Regions from separate parts of the Homo sapiens genome. Here region 2 is linked to region 1. The links are chromatin loops, found by intact Hi-C in ENCODE. Cell type or tissue: endothelial cell of umbilical vein. All regions are shown on one strand. Each heading gives the region's core, and the rest is flanking DNA. Links, peaks and the distances in the headings are about the cores only. Region 1 has its middle 140 kb from the start of SPMIP3. Region 2 has its middle 88 kb from the start of ZBTB18.

What was found. Peaks named below come from ENCODE experiments on the same cell type or tissue, not always from the same donor. Only the 100,000 strongest peaks of a DNase experiment are listed, where the experiment ranks them.
Region 2: it touches region 1 in a loop (8-fold over the local background); 1 of 110 quality-filtered maps calls a loop at or near these places.

What each region holds. Positions count from the first base shown.
Region 1 is chr1:244,212,677-244,217,072 of GRCh38, forward strand. No RefSeq gene overlaps it. Among named protein-coding and RNA genes, the nearest start is that of SPMIP3, 140 kb to the right of the region's middle. In endothelial cell of umbilical vein, for the core only: no CTCF peak of the experiment used is centred there; a DNase peak (open chromatin) is centred at 1,835; H3K27ac peaks cover 1,106 bases.
Region 2 is chr1:244,136,818-244,141,213 of GRCh38, forward strand. No RefSeq gene overlaps it. Among named protein-coding and RNA genes, the nearest start is that of ZBTB18, 88 kb to the left of the region's middle. In endothelial cell of umbilical vein, for the core only: no CTCF peak of the experiment used is centred there; a DNase peak (open chromatin) is centred at 1,814; H3K27ac peaks cover 2,433 bases.

The DNA of each region.
Region 1 (4,396 bases), core at 180-4,179:
ATTAGGGCTCCTTTCAGAAATATTTGGTCAGGGGCCAATTATTTTAGCATATACTGCAGAGAAAGGAGGTCAATTTAAAGAAAGTTTAGATAAAACAACAGCAGACACAACAAAGCAGCCCTTTAAGGGGCAAAGATGTGGGTGCAGTGTTTCTAGGGAAGGGACACTGACCCCATTCCCTTGAATATGGACAAAGAAGCTCATCAAAGAAGCTCACCAAACCCAGTCATTCATAAGCATGAAAGAGGCCCTCATGCTTCTGCACCCTGGCCAGGAACCAAAGACTCCATCAGCTTTGACACAATCAGTCCTATTAATATGGAGAGGCCTTAGGATTGGAACAAATTCTTCTGGGCAGTCAACTTGCCTTAAACGATCTGCCAAAGCCCATCCCAGTGTTGTTCGTACACAGCTGAAAAATATCAAGACTTTAAGAGGGGAAAAGGAGGAGGGAAATGGAGCCCACATTTCCTGAGCTCTTGCGAACTATGGAGCATTCCACATTACCTCGTGTTGCCTTCCCGGTAGTCTCAGTATTATTGTTCCCATTTCACAAATGAGAAAGCTGAGGTTCTGATGGTTTAAGGGACTTGCCCAAGGTCCCCCAACAATGTGTCAGAGTTAGCACTCAAAGCCCTGTGCGTGGGTTCTGCAAGTCATCTTTGGAACCTCTAAGCTATTCTGCTCCCAATCTCCTTTTTAGCGTTCTTTGTTTACCATTGATCCTTTCCCCCTTTTCATCAGAAGAATAATCCGTTTCTATGGGGCATTATAATGAATGGGGAATCTTGATTTTTCATAGACTTCCTTCAGGAAAGAACCAGAAGTTGAGATGAGGGTGACCCTCACATAGATGGAAACTTTTGTATTCCTCTGTTTTAGCTTAATTAACAAAGAAGCACATTGCACATTTAACATTTAATATTTATTAAATGTCATTATTATTTGTCATTTAATAGTTATCTAATACTTAGCCAGTCCTCCAGAGACACAAATGGAGTGTCAAGAACAAAAAAGCAGGAAAGAGAAAGTGAAGACAGTGGATAAGACATTCAAAGTTTGAGGGAGGGCCATGCTTGGTGGCTCACTCCTGTAATCCCAGCACTTTGGGAGGCCGAGGTGGGCAGGTCACTTGAGGCCAGGAGTTCAAGACCAGCCTGGCCAACGTGGTGAAACCCCGTCTCTACTAAAAATACAAAAATTAGCCGAGCATGGTGGTGGGCACCTGTAGTCCCAGCCACTCGAGAGGCTGAGGCAGGAAAATTGCTTGAACCTGGGAGGTGGAGGTTGCAGTGAGCTGAGATCGTGCCACTGCACTCCAGCCTGGGTGACAGAGTGAGACCCTGTCTCAAAAAAGAAAAAAAATATATAAAACCCAAAGAACAAGAAAAAAGTTTGAGGGAGAAGATAAAGTTTGTCATCCTGCGCATTCTTAAATACTGTTCTTCCTATGCCCGAAGCATTACCCAATAATGCAGTTCCCTTCGAGTGAAAAAGCAATGCTTCCCTGGGCAGGGGGTTGGCCACAGAGCACACTGCATGGGAGACCCCTGCCCACAGGACACAGATTCCAACTGTGGTTTTCCAGGGGTGGGACCGATGGCCCTGAGCCATCTGTGCTCTCCCGGCAGGACCCCACTAGGTTTCACCGTGACAGCTGAGCCGGGCTAAGATTGCAGCCTTCGGCACTCTGGAAAAAAACAGCTGCTGAGGTTCCTTTGCTTTGCTGGCCTGGTCTCCACTGGCCAATGGGACATTAAGGCCTTTGTTATTCACGCAGCAGTTGGAATCTCTGGCCATTTAAGGAAGGAAGCCGCAAGGTAATCCAGCCCTGGCTGTGCCATCAACGAGTGACTCACTCATTTCTGCCATGTGAACTGTAGATGACCCGGGTCCTTCCTCGGACGTGGTCTACAGCCTGCACTCAATTAAACTTAATGGATTCCTGAGGAATATGTGCGGTCTATATATTAAGTCAAATTAAGCCTCATGCACCATAAACCATGCTCTCTGTTTGTTTTGATAACATTAGTGAATAGGAAGGAAAAAAGTTCAGGTCTGGGAAAAGAGCAAGAATGTGGCCACACTGGTTTACCCCAAAGGGAATCCAAGCCAGTGCCTGCCTGGTACCCTTGGAGGGCTGAGGGTTTCATCCCAGGGGCACACTGGGCTGTGAAGGGCTAGGGGAATAGCATAGAGGAGAGCATGGTGCTTGGAGTGAGGAGGCACCGGATTCAATCCCTGCTATGCCACTTGCTAGCCATGTAACCCTGGGGAGCTGACTAACGTCTCCTGGCCTTAGTCCCTTCATCTGTGGAATGGTCCTTCCAAACTTCATAAAGTTGGTGTGAGCATAAAATAAGAAAAGTGTTATATTCGTTTATTTGCATTGCTATAAAGGAATACATAAGACTGGTAATTTATAAAGAAAAGAGGTGCCGGGCACAGTGGCTCACGCCTGTAATCCCAGCACTTTGTGAGGCTGAGACGGGTGAATCACGAGGTCAGGAGTTCAAGACCAGCCTGGCCAACATGGTGAAACCTCGTCTCTACTAAAAATACAAAAAATTAGTGGGCATCATGGCAGGCACCTGTAATCCCACCTACTGGGGAGGCTGAGGCAGGAGAATCACTTGAACCCGGGAGGCAGAGCTTGCAGTGAGCCGAGATCACACCACTGCACTCCAGCCTGGGTGACAGAGTGAGACTCCGTCTCAAAAGAAAACAAAGAAAAAAGAAAAAGAAAAGTTTATATGGCTCGGGTTCTGCAGGCTGTGCAAGCATGGCACCAGCATCTGCTTGGCCTCTGGTGAGGCCTCAGGGAGCTTCCAGTCATGGCAGAAGGAAAAATTGCCATGCGTGTCACATGGTAAGAAAGGGAGCAAGAGGCGGAGGAGGAGGAGCCGGGCTCCTTTAAACAGCCGGATCTCACGTGAACTGGGAAGAGTGGGAACTCACTCATCACCAAGAGGATGGCACCAAGCCATTCACGAGGGATCCATCTCCACGACCCAAACACCTCCCATCAGGCCCCACCTCCAACACTGAAAAATTACATTTTAACCTGAGATTCAGAGGTGACAGACATCCAAACTATATCAAGTGTTTAGCACAGTTTGTAGCAAGGGCGCATAGTAAGAACCAATAAAAGATGGGAATGTACATATGTTTTTATTCAGCTATATGTGCACACATATATGTGTACTAATGCATATGTATATCTATATATGTAAATGCATATATCCATACCTATACATATAGGTGTATGTATATGTACTGTATATAAGTGAATATGTGTATAAATATATGTATATATCGTATACATATATGCATGTAAGTATATATATTTGTGTGTGGCTATATATATACATAATTATGTATCAGCCTTTGTATATATATTGGACCACAAGTTGCAGAGAGCCTAGGCAAGGTTGGCAGAAGGGACACAGTCCTCGGAAAGCTGTGGGCAGAGGAAGGGGTGTGACCCCAGGTGCCCAAGCCTACCTGGGCAGTATAAAGAGCTTTCTCTTCGAGGCCTGCCGTGGTCTGAGGAAGGGAAGCCAGTGTTATCAGGTGGGTCCCTTATCAGAGAAGGGCTGTCCTTTCATGTTGTTTTTGCTGTTTCTAAAAACAGAAACCAGAGGCTATAACTGCTGCAAAGACTCTTAAGTTTCTTCATCTGTGGAATGGTCCATCTGTCCTTCATAAAGTTGGCATGAGAATAAGATAGGTAAAGTGTTGTATTCGTGCATTTGTGTTGCTATGAAGGAATATGTAGGACTTGTAATTTACAAAGAAAAGAGGTTTACATGGCTCATGGTTCTGCAGGCTGCGCAAGCATGGCACCAGCATCTGAATCCAAAGACTTTTTTTTTTTTTGAGATGGAGTCTCGCTCTGTCACCCAAGCTGGAGTGCAGTAGCACGATCTCGGCTCACTGCAACCTCCGCCTCCAGGGTTCACGCCATTCTCCTGCCTCAGCCTCCCGAGCAGCTGGCGCCCGCCACCACGCCTGGCTAATTTTTTTGTATTTTTAGTAGAGACAGGGTTTCACTGTGTTAGCCAGGATGGTCTCAATCTCCTACCTTTGTGATCCGCCCACCTCGGCCTCCCAGAGTGCTGGGATTACAGGTGTGAGCCACCACGCCCAGCCCTGAATCCAAAGACTTTTTAAAGGGAGAGCCAGTGGCTAAAGTGCCACAAGAAACAATGTCAGTAAGTCACACTTGTGTCCTCCAAGTCTCAGGGTAGAAGAAAGGATCAGGCAGCGGTGTGGTGCCTGAGAGAGGAGGTGTCTGCGTGCAGGCCCGGGACAGGTCGTGAGCTGAGGAATGCCACCATGGCAGATGCCTGCTTTTCTGGGCCTTCCTGTTGCTGACTGGGGCAGTTCTGTTCCC
Region 2 (4,396 bases), core at 300-4,299, 76 kb before region 1:
TTTTGTACTTTATATAAATGAAATGATACCATTTTTACCTTTAGGTCCTTCTAATATTCTGCCTGGATTGTGGTATTTTATAAATTTTGTGTGTGTTTTCAATGATGAGGATGCAAGCTCCTTTATGTAACTTCTCGGTAGAAAAAAGCAGAATCTGGAACAGTGCCTTCAACAGAATACATTAAACTGAATGCTCCTAAACCTATTCAATTCAGCCAAGCTGGTGGAGATGCAGACTTGATACCTTACCATGAACTCGTCGGAGGATGGGGATCTAGTTTTCTATTCTAGTCATCTTTCCTAGACACCACTCTGTGTGTGTGTGTGTGTGTGTGTGTATGCACATGTGTGCATAGAATTATTCTGAGACAATTCATCACTGCCTAATTTAACCAACATTTCTGAAAATATGCATGATAATAAAAAATAAGGGATTTTTCCCCCATCCTAATAGTATTAATGGAGGATTCATCAGACTGGAGTTAACTTACAGCTGACTTTTGGGATTTATCTGAAACACTATTCTTAGCCTTGTAGCTTCCTTCTGGTGACTTTATTAATTGATCAGATAAGAGTGTCATGGGGCCCCACTAGTGATGATGGGACCAGTGGGTTGTTTTCCTCTCCAATCTAGGAAACAGCTGGGTGTGTTTCACAGCTGCCATGACACTGTGAAAAGATCCTTACACCCGTTTCCTATGCTGCTTTTCCTTTTTGTTTGTTTGTCTGACATATTACCACCATTAATGCTTGCCAGAAGCTAGGCAAATCTTTTGTCAAAAACCAACCTGCAACTCTACAGAGAATATTTTTCTGGATCACTTACTTTCATTTTGAGCGTTTTTAGAAGCCTTTTTAGAAGGCTTTTGAATTCCCAGTATTCTGGGAGGCATTGACTTCTGCTGTGCACTCAGGACCATAGCAAATGGGTTGTTCTGAGAGATAAGGAAAGAAGCCCTTGAAATGTAGCTTCTTAATGGAGCCATTCTGCGAAGGATTGACCTGACAAACAGCTCCGATGTATTCACTGCGGATGTTCATCTCTAAACAGCCACACACATTTCCTGCAGAGTCATGGTAGTGCAAGCTGCTTCAAGTACATTGAGGGAGTGGGAAGACAGTGGTTGAATAATACGGGAGCTCCAGCTGAGAGATGCCTGTGGTACAGCTCTGGATTGCGGTGGACAGAGCTTCAGATCTGTTGAGTTTGAGAGTCATAGCCAAGATTTCCTGCTCACTGCTTCTACTGTTATTCCCATTGTTAGTTGCTGGCATCTCATATCTTAGATCATTAATCCATCCGCTGGCTCCCTATTGCTAATCCCTTATAGGCAAGACTTTGAGACTGTCCCTTCAAGATTCAGAGGGTCATTTCTGGCCCTCTCCTCCACTTTTTCTACACACTGATACTCTTTCCTATTATTCATAAAGCGATAGATCATAAACATGCTCTTAAGCAAGAGTGCTAATCAACCAAGCAGCACTGCCGGTGAGTTGGTTCATATTTTGTTCCTTCCATTGGGTTCCAGCTGCGCTCTTCCTGTTTTACCAATTAGGTGAATGGGAGAGGTGTGAGGCATGGTGAGCCCAGCAACAGATACAGAAACACCTTGTCTCTTCATTTGCTTTTGTTGTGAAGGTGACCATCAGGGGGACTGTGTACAGTGCCAAAGAGTGGCCTGTCCATCTCCCTTAGTTATGACGGCAGCAAATAACAAAGTCTCCATGTGGACGCAAGGGCTTTCTACAGTTTAAACCAAGACAATGGGAAAGTATGTTTTCTTGGCCCTTTGCAGGAAATCCTGCCCAACACAGGAAAGAATGGAGCATTTCCCGGACCGTGGGCTGCCCGGGCCTGGCTTTCTAGGGTGGGCTTGAGCAAACCCGGTAAAAGATGCTTATCCTCTTACCGAATAAGAAAACCCAGCAACATCACCCATGCCCAGAGGTGCTAATGTTCAGCAAAGCCCCAACATGAATTAGCTGGAACATACAAAAAATGATATGTATGATTCAGAATAGACTAAAGGAGAGATGTACATCTGACCTTGACTTTGCCCATTTTCTCTGCTTAGTTTTCAGCATGTTACAAAAATACCTCTCCACCAAGAAAAACAGGAGAAGATACTACTTGGAAAGAAAGGAAAGTGAGATCTGTCTCATGACATTAGAAACAGATGATTGCTCAATATCTTTATTCTGAAAGCCATGGCTTCTAAATTTTTTTTAAAACTGCAAGCTACAATTGTTTTCCCTGGGCCCTGCTGGAAGTCACAGGGTAAATAAGGCACAGCCATCCTTTCCTTTGCTGGTGGCCCTCTCGGATGGTGACATGTCGTAGCAGCAATGGTGCCTCTGAACAAAAATAATGAGAGAAACATCTGTCTCCTGCTACGCTCTTTTCCAGGCAAATGGCACTTAAGATTCTTATTTTAGACTTGTAAGTGCTCCCACAAAAAAGCAGCTTCGGTGTTAACTGCATCTCCTTCTTTCTTTGAATCTGTTGATCACTTTTTCCTTTGCTTGTATTTTAAGACAGTTTAAAAACAAAGATGACAACAAGATACATGCATGTCTCTGGTACTGTGGGATTAAGAAAAAAAAGAGGTGAAGAATACAGTAGAATGGTGTCATGTGGGTGCAGATAATTCTTCCGTCCTTGTTAAAAGAAATTGGGAGAGGCAATGTTTTGGAAATGTTTATACCTAATATATTGTAGAGGCTTGAAAATTACCAAGTAAACCAGATCATGAATGAAATAGTGTTGCTAGCGGTGCTCTCTTGTAGTCAGGGATCATAGTCCAAATATTGAGGAGGACCTACTCTTGTCTGTTTCTCTCTCTCTCTCTTTCTCTCGCTCTCCTGCTCTTTCTCTGTCTTCTCACACATACACACCCTGGCCCCTACACAACTACGACTCACTTTCATCAGGAATTCAGATAATGTCCCCGAGATTAAAGAACGACTTGTGAACTGGCATCTCTGAAGCAGCGAGCTGGAAACACAGGCTTCGTGCTTTCCCACTGGGATATTTAGAAGAGCATATGCATAAAGTGATACCATTTTTTGTTTATTTTGGCTTGCATACAACTAAGACATTTTAGAGCTGGAAGGAACTTCAAAAACGAAGCAGTTCAACCCCTCGGTTTTTCTAATGAGGGAACCGAGGCTCCGCGAAATGCCTCCGTGTGGCCGAGGTGGCAGCGGGGCGCTGGATTCTCACGTCTGGCTTCTCCAGCCGTCTCTTCCCAAGGTCTCTCCGCTCTCTCTGGCTTTTCTTCTCCACCTCCTCAAGCATTTCAGATCGACTTCCTCCTCCACGCCGCTCACGACCTCTTCCCAAAGCATTCTGCTGCTGTTATTTGGAAAATAACGAACACAGAAGCGATGTGTTTCTGCGGATATTTTAGTGCTCACAGACTTGCGGCATCTGACCAGCCTGGGCACAGCACTGTGTGCGCGCATACCGTAGAGTGGGGAGGGCACCCGCATCACAGTCACCTCAGCACCACCCTTCCGCTACCCTTCTTCATTATTTGTAAACAAATATGTTTCTGAAATTTTGTCATGACTTTTAGAAATTAATTTAGGATAACCATTTAACGAGATTTAAGATTGCCTAAAAGGAAGACAGAAGAGTAAACCTGTATAAGTTCAAGTTTATTCTGAAAAAGTTTTTGGTTAATATTACAAGTTGATGTTCTATCCATCCATCCATCCATCCATCCATCCATCCACCCACCCATCCATCCATTTATCCACCCATCTATCCTCCATCATCCATCCACCTACCCCACTCACCCATCCATGCATCCAGCCATCAATCCATCCATCCATCCATTTATCCACCCATCCATCCTCCATCATTGTCCACTTACCCCATCCATCCACCCATCTATCCATTCATCCAACAAGTTTTATTCAACCAACATGTCATTCAAAAACATTTTCTGCATGCATCGTGCCGGTTATTGTGTGCACAATAGGTTACAGAAACACAATCTAGTGGGGAGATAGAAAAGTATGAATAATGAGGCCAGGCGCAGTGGCTCATGCCTACAATCCCAGCACTTTGGAAGACTGAGGTGGGTAGATCACCTGAGGTCGGGAGTTCGAGACCAGCCTGGCCAACACAGCAAAACCCTGTCTCTATTAAAAATACAAAAATTAGCCAGGCCTGGTGGTGCATGTTTGTAATCCCAGCTAGTCAGTGGGGCTAAGGCAGGAGAATTGCTTGAACCCGGGAGGCGGAGGTTGCAGTGAGCCAAGATCATACCACTGCACTCCAGCCTGGGCAGCAGAGAGAGACTCCATCAAAAAAAAAAAAAAAAAAAAAGAAAGAGAGAGAGAAAAGTATGAGTAATGATTATACAATGGGATGGTTGATATGTAGTAT